2 separate regions of the Mus musculus genome follow, and region 1 is linked to region 2. A link is a loop called in an ENCODE intact Hi-C map of the cell type or tissue named here. Cell type or tissue: gastrocnemius. All regions are shown on one strand.

Region 1 (5,000 bases), 340 kb after region 2:
CCACCCTCCATGCCTCATTTCTGCAGTGTGCCCCTGCCCAAGGCTGTGGCCAACCCCTCTCTGTTCTGGGCAGAAGAGAAAGAAACAGACTGAGTGAGAATACTCCTGGCACATAGGCCTTAGCCCAGGGCTCCTTAGCAGCCCGTGGAAGGCTCTGAAGCATGTGCAGCATCAGAAAACCTATGTCTCTCTGTGAAGCAGGAAGAGAAACAGGACTGTTCCAGAACAGAGCACTAGACTCCTAGCTTCTGAGGGAGTGGTAGGTCCTACCAGACCCACAGGCCAGCTTCAGTCCACTAGGGATGTAGGCAGGTAATAGAAGAGATGGACAGACTCCAGTACCTTCCAGGAGCTGGAAGGGGAACCCAGATGCCACACAATGGGCTCCAGCAGAATCTGAGCACTGGCCTCACCCCAACCCCCAACGTGGTAGTTCTAGTTTCTCAGCTCTGATAGCTCCCCTGGAGAAGCTGCCAAAATTAAGAAAGAGACTCTGTGTCTTTGGCAGGGTGCCTGGATATGATAGTCATGGTGGCCTCCCATCAGGAAGAGCCAGAAGAAAGGGCCTCCTTCCTATAACCCCAGCTGTCCCCCACCCCACAGCCAGCATTAGAAGCACCAGAAATGACCATCTGAGACTGCAGCAAATAACACAGTGACAGTGACAGGCACAAAAAACAAAACAAAACAAAACAACACTGAGCTTGCTTTTGCTGGCCTTACACCCCTGTGAAGGATTGGTGAGTCTTCATAGAAGCTAAGCTCACAGGGTACAGAGGCGAGCACAACTGCCCCTAAGTTACCTGACATTGGAACCCCTCTTCCCAGACTGTTTCCGGAGTCTCTAAAGGTTTCCGGCACTCTAAATCTGACCTCCTGCACAAGGTCCCCAAAGGCAAAAGCCACACCAGGGTCTTACACCCAGCCTAGTCCCTACACCAAGAAATCCTTGGTCAGCATGTGCTGTAAAGGCTAGTCCAGTGGTCTCCAGGAAATCCAGAAACCAGGTCCGAACCATCTGCCCTGTGTGGCAGCCACCACCACAGGAACTGGTCAACACCCATTATTCCAGAAGTCTGGACATGAAACCAGTTTAACTATGTCTTTCCTGCCTGTGACAGGAATGTCCCGCTCATCCCAACCTCCACAAAAGCACAGCTTCCCAACAGACAGGCGCCACAGCTGGTTACCATGGTTTGGGTCACAGATTTTCTTTTTGGGTAGTTGGGTGGTTAGTGCAGGGAGAGGCACATCCAAACTGTTACTCAACAAACTCCATTTTTTTAAAAGACATGGTCTTTCTATGTAGCCCTGGTTGTCCTTGACCTTGTTATATAGACTAGGCTGGCCTTGAACTCACAGAGATCCTCCTGCCACTGTCTCCCAAGGTGTGCACCACCATGCCTGATTCCTGGATCCAAATTCTTGATTGGGTGCGGTATGATATCACAGCATGACACGATGGGGACCCAATGACATAAGCTGAAAACCGCAATTTGCTTAAATTAGAAAGAACAAGAAATACAATTAGCCTAGAAAGACAGGTCACCATGATAGAGACAGACAGCCCTCAGAACGTCACTCCTGCCAACTGTGGGGCAGATGATGTCATGGCCACATGCGCTGAGCCTCTAGTCACCATGGTCTAAATTTGAATAGTCTTTACAGAGGTCAATAAGGTTAAACAAGGTCACTAGTGAGGGAGGGCTCTAGTCAGTCTGGCTCGTCTCTTTATAGAAAGAGACCACAACACAGATACACAGAAGGATGGCCAAGTGAAGAAACACCAGAGTCCAAGTCTAGTCTGAAGCCCAGCTCAGTTTCCTGTCAGCAAATGCCGGTCGATGTGGTACTTCATTCACACCACCGACGCGCCTTCATAAAGCAGTCATGCACTCGGGACCCTCAGCTGTGCCTAGGTGAGCAGCAAGAAGCCATCCAAGTCCACAGACAGCCAAGTTGAGGCTCTCATGGCCAACACCTGCTCCTCACAACACATAGTAGTCCAGCCTTAAGCACCTGGGCCTCTCCTGAAACAGGGCTGGGATGCAGGCTACTGGTCTGACCACAGCCCAAGGCTCTCAACACCTCTCAACCCTACCCAACTTGTCATCCAAGTCCAAGATTCCCAGTCCCAGGGCAGGATGGGTCTACCATGGATGAAGATGGACAGCACGCCTCACCAACCTGAGATGGTCACTGTCAGAGTAGAGACAGGCTCTGTAAGCCTCTATAAAAGACAAAGAGGGGTGCAGTGTGCAGAGGGACCCAGGTTTGGTCCATTTCAGGCACCTCTGCCTCCAGCTCCCTTCTCCCTGCAGTGTAAAAGCCCAGTAGGTATGCAGCAATGCACTGGCTCTGTTAGGATCAGGCTCTGCCCTGGCCTGGCAAGGGTCCAATAAGACCAAGGCTCCTGTGGATCCTACCATCCCGTCTCATCCCATCGTCAAGGGCACGCTTCTTCCACTGCAGACTTGCTGCCATGCTTTCCAATGTCCACACTTCTTTGTGCCATCACCAGCAGTGGCTGGGGCATGTGTGGATCATCAGACACAATCCTCTTTGGTGACTTTCCCCTGCCATGACTGTATACTTCAGTCTACAAACTATTGGATCATGAAGAGGATGAGGAGGGCTGGCTGCTGACTAAAAACCAGAAAGTGGCCGCAACAAAAATAGTAGTGCAGGCACTATGGAAGCTTGAAAGACAATCCCAGAGATCCCCTCAAAGTGTTTTATCAATACCCCTAATGTTCAGGGGCAAGTGTTGGGGACCCTCAGAGGCTGACATCCCTGAGCTAAAATGCAGCTCAGAAGGAAGTGATTTCCAAATGTAGGTAACGTCTGTGGAAATCCTAACATTTAAAAAGAAATCTGGGGCTGGCGAGATGGTTCAGCGGGTAAGAGCATTGACTGCTCTCCCAGAGGTCCGGAGTTCAAATCCCAGCAACCACATGGTGGCTCACAACCACCTGTAATGAGATCTGATGCCCTCTTCTGGTGCATCTGAAGACAGCAACAGTGTACTTATCTATAATAATAAATAATTCTTTTTTTAAAATCTGATATTTATACCCCATCTGGCTTTTTGAGACAGGATCTCACTCTGTAACCTGCCTGACTTGGAACTCAACTATGTATCCTGGACTGGCCTTCTAAGGACTGGCCTCAAAGGAATTCTGCCTCGGCCCCAAAAGCCGGGATTATAGGCGTGAACCACCGTGTCCAGCTCTCCTACCCCATTCCCCAGCACTGCATAGAACACTGGAGTCTTGAGAACGCTAGGAAAATGCTCTATCACCAAGTTCTACATTCAAGAACAGCTGCAGTGGTGGCCCATGCCTCAGAGGCGGTGGGTCTCTAAGACCTCCAAGTGAGTTTTGTCTACACAGAGAGTTCCAGGCCAACCAGAACTATTTATAGTGAGACCCTGTCTCAAAACAGATGCGCGCGCGCACACACACACACACACACCTACAACAAGTATGAAATCACAATCCCAAGTCAGAAGGAAAACTTTCTCACTTCCACTTGGGTCTCTTGGTCTCTTGCATCTGGGCCTGAGGTATTCTGTGCAGAACTTCTTCCCCCAGAGGGAACAGGATCTTGAGCTAGCACATCAAAACTGTCTTCACCAGGCCCTGGGGTATTGCAGTGTTCATGCCACAGCCCAGGTTACACAGCTCAGGGTAAGTGGGGAAAGGGCCAGCTTTCAACTGGTGCCTGCGTCCAAGGACCAGACATTTCTTTATGGCAGCCCACTCTGGAGTAGGCAGAAAAGGTCCTGGTGAGGGCTGTAAAGTAGGGAACAGTTGAGGGAGCTGGGTGTCAGCCCCCCCCCCCCCCACTGCACTACAGCAGTCAGAAAGGGGTTCCTGTCAATGTTGGCAGCAGCTCAGCTGCAAGAGGCCTGCACAGACACGAAGCTCGGGCCTGCCCAAGGTTCTCAAGGTGACTCCTTGGAAACCAACAGCTAATGTCCCACCTTTCACTCTCCCCATGCCACCCTGGCCACTCTTCTCCCTTCTCACTCCCTGCTTTCTAATCTCTCTGGCAAGGGACCAGGCTCAGAGACTCCAGGACCCAGCAGGACAAAGCTCTTGCGGCTAACATTTTGACCTGATTGCCAGCCACACAACTGGGTCAGCACCTCCAGGGAAACAGAACATGCTGGGCCAAGGCTCCTCAGGCCAAGAGCTGAACAGCAGCCCCTGAGTGTGGGCAGATGGCAATTCCAATGTCACCTCTTCAGAACCAAGAAATGAAACTCAACCAGTTCCAACTACTGCTGGGTTCCTATCAGAGTCTGGCCACTGTTCCAGGCCCTGAGAATACATCAGAGAGATAAGTCACCCTGGTCACGGGGTCAAATGGGTCCTAAGTTATTGAGCCTGGACCTTGGGAGTGCATGGTAGGTGTGGGAAGGATCTGATGAGCAGTTCATACTGTCTGGGGTAGTCTCCCTCTGGACCTGTAGTCTGAAGTTTCCTAGGATACAGTTCAGGGGTGCAGCTGTGCCCCTCGACCTCCCTGCCGCCCCAGGCTGAGGCTCCTCAAGTCATCACGCAGCTGTACTTGCACAATGAGGCTAGGGATGACTCAGAGAAGGGGGTGGCAGGGGGTTGGAAGAAGGTGGCAATGTGGTCCACGCCTGTCAGTAATTATTCCAGGCACAGGCAGGGATCACAACACAGCACAGTGGAACAGCTAAATTAGGTAAGCTGACAGTTGCCCTGAGCACAGGCCTTTCAGGGAGTGCAGCTTCTCTACCTTGAGGCCTCAGGAGAGCTCTAAGCCAGGACAGGAAGGCACCATGGGAGGTCCTGGAGAGGATCACCAGGAACTGAGACAAAGCACAAGGCACCTGCCCTAGTCAGCAGCAATCAACTGTCCAAGTGTCCACATGATAACAGACACAGGCAACACTAGTCCAGAATATTTAGCAAAGAGGGAACTATGAGGGGCTAAGCAAAGACACTCCCTCTGCTCCTGCAGTGACA
Region 2 (5,000 bases):
AGGATGGGGGGACCTAAAGATAAAGACAGAGCAAGAGGACAGTTCAGCAGAGGGCAGAAGAAACGCGGAGAAGGTAGCACACAGGACAACAGCCTTTCTACTTGCTCCGGGGCTCCTGGGTACTGGGGTTCCGGGCAGCCTTTCTAGTGACAGCCCTGGTCTTGATTCTTAAGTCACCATCTTCCTGATTCCCTGGCTGTGAGCAGGACCCTGGTGGTCATCTCTTCTGATGACCACCAAGGATGGAATATTGCACTCATGTGGAGAACAGAAACCCTCAGGGTGGTGGGACAGCCAGGAACGGGCACCCTTGGTGTTCCTGTGGACCACCAAGAGGGACCCTTGGAGCAACTAGTAAGAAAAACAGAGTCCCTGGGATCAGGATAGACTCTTGGCGGGCCTGAGCAAAGGAAGAGAGGCCGGGGGTTCCCAGTTAGGGCTGGGTGACCTCCAGTACTCCCCACTTCCTAGGAAGCCTTGGCCGAGTGGACACTGGGGAGCACGGGTGCCACAAGGCATTTCTGAGAACAAAGGCTTTTGGTCCATGGGTCTAGCCTGCTCTTTCCATCATGGGAGAAGTGAGGACTGCCTGGCTTTCCTGGTACTTGGGGTCAGGATGTGTGTACAAGAGGCCAGAAGGGACCCTTGTTGTATATACTCTGTGCATGAGCCTGCCATGCTATCTGCCCTGCTGAGTGGATATAAAAAAGGTCCAGAAACTGTGTAGGTGTGGGGTGGGCAGAGGGGGCCCAGGATCAGGGTCTAGGTTGAGAGAAGGGGAGCCGGATGGGCGCCCCCTTGGGTGAGCAGCATCGCCTTTCTACTGTTGTGACTCCAGAACCTCTGGCTCAGCCTCATGGCTATCCACACTTGAGGCTATCCAGAGGTGGTGGGACCCCAGGGAAAGTATCTGGTGGGGAAAGGGGGTGCATCTTAGTGGTGAGAATGTTCTCATGCAGAACTGTGGACCAGCCCCAGACGGGCCCCAAATTCTGGCCCAGACAGGGAGCTGGACCAGCTGCACCATTGGAAGCCCTGCAGCTCTTGGGGGAAGGCAGCTGTTGCCCTGGAGGATAAGGAAGGGGCCGAGAGCTGGTGGGGACGGAGGGGGCCGGGGGCCGCCTGCACCCTGCTCGAGCAAGGCCAGGCTTCTCTCCCTGCATCAAACTGGCCATGGAAACGGAAACCAGAAATAACTTGGAATATTCAGGAAAGAAAGTCTAAACATCCATTTTTCTTATTGATATTTCAAAATATTTGTTCATTTGTTTTGTTTTAAACAGAGGTAAGAGATACGTGGCTGTTGCCATACTCCTGGGCTGTAGAGTGGGGCAGGCCGGTACCGGCCCGCAGGCTGATCCTGGTTCTCATCCTGTGGTTGGAACCCCTGGTCGTTCCAGGGGACCGCCATCACTGCCCCCACCCAAATACTTTCATGGATGGGATGTATTGAAAGGAAATAAACCGCAGTGTAATTTCCTTCACAGTTGGCCCCCAAGAGATTGGAGGGTATGACTGGGTCTCATGTGACCATCCCACGGCCTTTGGCCACGCCCCCATTCCAGCAGCCTCTGCAGTCACAGATGCCCCTGTTGGAATTCAACTAGGCTGAGAACAGTGCACTTCCAAAGAAAACCCCAGGACAAAAACCCCTACACGCACACACGCATACGCGCACGCACACACACACACACACACACACACACACACACCCTCGTCGCGCATCCACCCTTGTCGCAAAGGTGGGGAAAATTCTTTTCCACTTTTTCCCCCATAAAACTTCCCCACAGAAATACAATATTTACATAGAGAAATAAATAGACAACACACCTGATTTCTGCTTTCCCTGGTGGGAGACAGTCGGAGGTACTAGGGAAATATGGCTTGGATTCTAATCTCTCGAGAACTGCGGTGCAGCGGCAGAGCAGCCGGTCCCCGTGGGACCAGCCTGGCTCTCCCCCTGGAGCAGCTAGGATGGGACTCGGGGGGTCTATCCTAGGAGCTCTCTCCAGAGAACTTCGAAGAGAAGCCTGATCCCGCCTTGGGGGGGTTGCATATTTGCTCAGACCAGCTCCTGGCTGGCTGACCTCTTGGCTGCAGTCATGGGCGAGGGTGGGCAGAGGCAGAAGCAGCTCAGCACAGGACGGGCACGCCGTCAGCTGTCACCAGGCGCCCAGTAGTAGGATCATAGGTGCCTGCCAAGTAGTACAGGTCCTGCTGGTCCTGGTACTTGCGGCCCCGCATCATCTGTTCATACTGCTCTCGGCCCACCACCTGACATTTGTGGGAGATGGTCTGCACGTCATTCTCATCTTCGTGGCAGGACTGGTACAGTGCGTTCTGCCGGGCGAGGGAACACATACAGTGTCGGGGCCGACCTCGGCAGAAACATGCCACACCCAAGGAAAGCGCCCATTCCCCCAGAGACCCAGGGCAGGGGCTGGGCCCCCACCGCACCTGCCCACACCTCACCTTCCCGTCACTCTGCCGCTTCCCCAGCTTGGTCTCCTCTGGGTGGTAGAACCATTTGACCTTCACCACCATGTTGCTGCCCCAGGACTCCCACAAGCTCTCGATGCGGCCTATGTAGGGCAGGTTGGGCCGGCCGGCCGAAAGGAAGACCGCACAGTCCCCGATGCGCAGTGTCTCCTTGCCTCGGACAATGGCCTTGTAGAATAGTTTCCTGGCTTTCCCCTTCATGCCTCGTCTCTGCAGGGCAGACCAGCGGATACGGAAGGATGAGGAGGGACACAGGATGCTTGAGAAAAGGTGGTGGCCAGGGAAACTGAGAGCACGCAGAGGGGACAGGTGGTGTGTCTCTGCATGTGTTTGGGAGGGCAGAAAATGGGCACAGGATGGGTGAAGAAGTGTCATGGCCACCACAGGTTCCCTATGAGGTGGGCTACACTCGGAATATCTCTGCACACTGGTCATGACAGAAACACCAGCAGAGTTCAAAGGCAGAAACGTAGATGAGATGCTCACTGCAGCCTGGTTTACAAGGGTATAAAAAAAGCCCACAGATAGCTGAGCAAGGTGGTACACTGCACCTTTAATCCCAGCATTCTGAAGGTAGGGGCAGGTGGATCTCTGTTGAGTTCCAGGCTAGCCTGGTCTACAGAGCAAGTTTCAGGCGAGCCAGGGCTACACAGTGAGACACTGTCCAACCAAACACCAAAAAGCCAACACAAACAAACAGCAAGCCCACAAACAAGCGCAGGTCCCCTGCAGATTGGTCAGCAGGAGAGTCTCCTCTGGCGGCACAGCCAAGGGGCAGAGCAGCGTGAAAAGCAAGCAGAACACACTCCCAATGTGCGGGTCATTTGTGTGACCACACATGCAAGACGACGCTCTAATGTACCAATCACAGTGCTGGCTATTTGTCTCATTAGGTTACTGGTGGGTTTCTGTCGTTGCCTGAGGGTTTCCAAAAAGGCTTAAGAAAATAAAAATCAAAATAAAACCAAAACCAACCCCCCAAACAAACAAACCAAAAGAAAAACCAGGGCTACAGAGATGGCTCAGCGGTTAAGAGCACTGACTGCTTTTCCAGAGGTCCAGAGTTCAATTCCCAGCAACCACATGGTGGCTCACAACCATCTATAATAGGATCCGATGCCCTCTTTTGGTGTGTCTGAAGACAGCTACTGTATACTCATAAATGAAATAAATAGATCTTTAAAAAACAAACAGAATTCAGGAGACAGAGAAAGATGGATCTGAGTTCGAGGCCAGCCTGGGTTACACAGAGAAACTCTATAGTGGGGGAAAAAAACCTTAACAAAAACCAAACCACCACCACCAAACCCAAATAACAACAAAAACTATGTGAATGCACAGATTCCCCCTATAGTTAGAGTTAGGGACGGTTGTGAGCTGCCCTATGTGGGTGCTGGGAGACAGGCCACCTACCTGCGTGGGGTTTCCTGACCACTTCCAGAGCTGCCGGGCAGGCAGGAAGGCTGAGATCTTTGGCCGGTTTTCTACGGAGGGCAGCCGTTGCCTCCGAGAAAGCTCTTTGGCTTTGGAGAAGCTCAGGGCCTCCTTGCGCTTGAACTTGGATTTGCTACCACTGGGGCTGGCCCCTGCACCTGCACCAGCCACCCCAGCCCTGGACAGGAAGCAGCGCTGGGCGTGGGTGTGCGCGTGGGGGCTGCTACCCTTAGAGCGCAGGGCTTCGGGTGGGGCCAGGAGGGCGGGCACAGGGCGGGTGAGACAGGTCTGCAGCAGCAGGGCAGGGTCCTCGTCATCTGAGCTATAAGATGAGTCCTCATTGTCTGAGGAACAGAGGCTGGACGTGGACACGGAGCCTGAGGAAGAAGACGTGGACGAGCCAGAGGAGGACGACGACATGGATAGGCGGGTGAGGAATCGGGAGGGAACACCGGTGGCCAGCCCCGGCCCATCCTCGTCCTCATCGGAGTAGGAGCTGGGGCAGTCACTATCACAGGGCAGTGGGTACTTGCGCAGAGCCAGCCCCATGGGTAGCGGATGCACAGGCGCCCGACCCTTCTTGTCCTTGCCAATGAGGGCTGGGTGTGCGTAACTGGGGTTGCTAAGAGGTCGCCCCAGCTTGGGTCCGAAGTCCTTGTCGCTCATGAGCAGGGCCTTGCAGTTTTTGTTTTTGGGGGAGGTCACACCCTCATGGTCCAGCTTAACCAGAAACTCGCCGCCTGCCCGCCGCCTCCCGGCCTTTTCTGCTTCAGCCCGTTCAGCCTTCTTGGCCCTAAGCAGCTTGTGGGCTCCTCCGGGAAGGCCTGCCCCAGCCCCTCCAAGGAAGGGTGTGTAGGAACTCGCCAGGCTGCTGAAGGAGTCAGCTCGGAAGCTGTTACCAAACACGGGGGTAGCCATGCTATGCATGGGAAACAGGGTGTCCCGGGCCCGCAGCTTCTTGGTGCTTCCGTTGAGCTGGAAGAGGTTCTGTAGTACCCCCGGCCCTTTGCCACCTGCCGCCGCCGCTGCCGCAGCCACCGCTTTCCGCTTGGTCTGAGCCACTGCTG

Evidence for each region. Peaks named below come from ENCODE experiments on the same cell type or tissue, not always from the same donor. Only the 100,000 strongest peaks of a DNase experiment are listed, where the experiment ranks them.
Region 1: a loop joins it to region 2, with 2.1 times the contacts of the local background. A loop is called at or near these places in 1 of 42 quality-filtered maps.

The regions. Positions count from the first base shown.
Region 1 is chr11:119,948,129-119,953,128 of GRCm38, reverse strand. All of the region lies in intron 1 of Baiap2 (brain-specific angiogenesis inhibitor 1-associated protein 2), which reads right to left. Among named protein-coding and RNA genes, the nearest start is that of Gm11767, 7.5 kb to the right of the region's middle. In gastrocnemius, a CTCF peak has its summit at 3,000 (motif pointing left); DNase peaks (open chromatin) are centred at 471, 2,387 and 4,141; H3K27ac peaks cover 745 bases.
Region 2 is chr11:120,287,017-120,292,016 of GRCm38, reverse strand. Bahcc1 (BAH domain and coiled-coil containing 1) reads right to left here. Exons shown (of 28, transcript NM_001347621.2): 26 at 3,913-5,000; 27 at 2,473-2,709; 28 at 1-2,340. The coding sequence ends at 2,134. Among named protein-coding and RNA genes, the nearest start is that of Gm11772, 51 kb to the right of the region's middle. In gastrocnemius, no CTCF peak of the experiment used is centred here; a DNase peak (open chromatin) is centred at 2,189.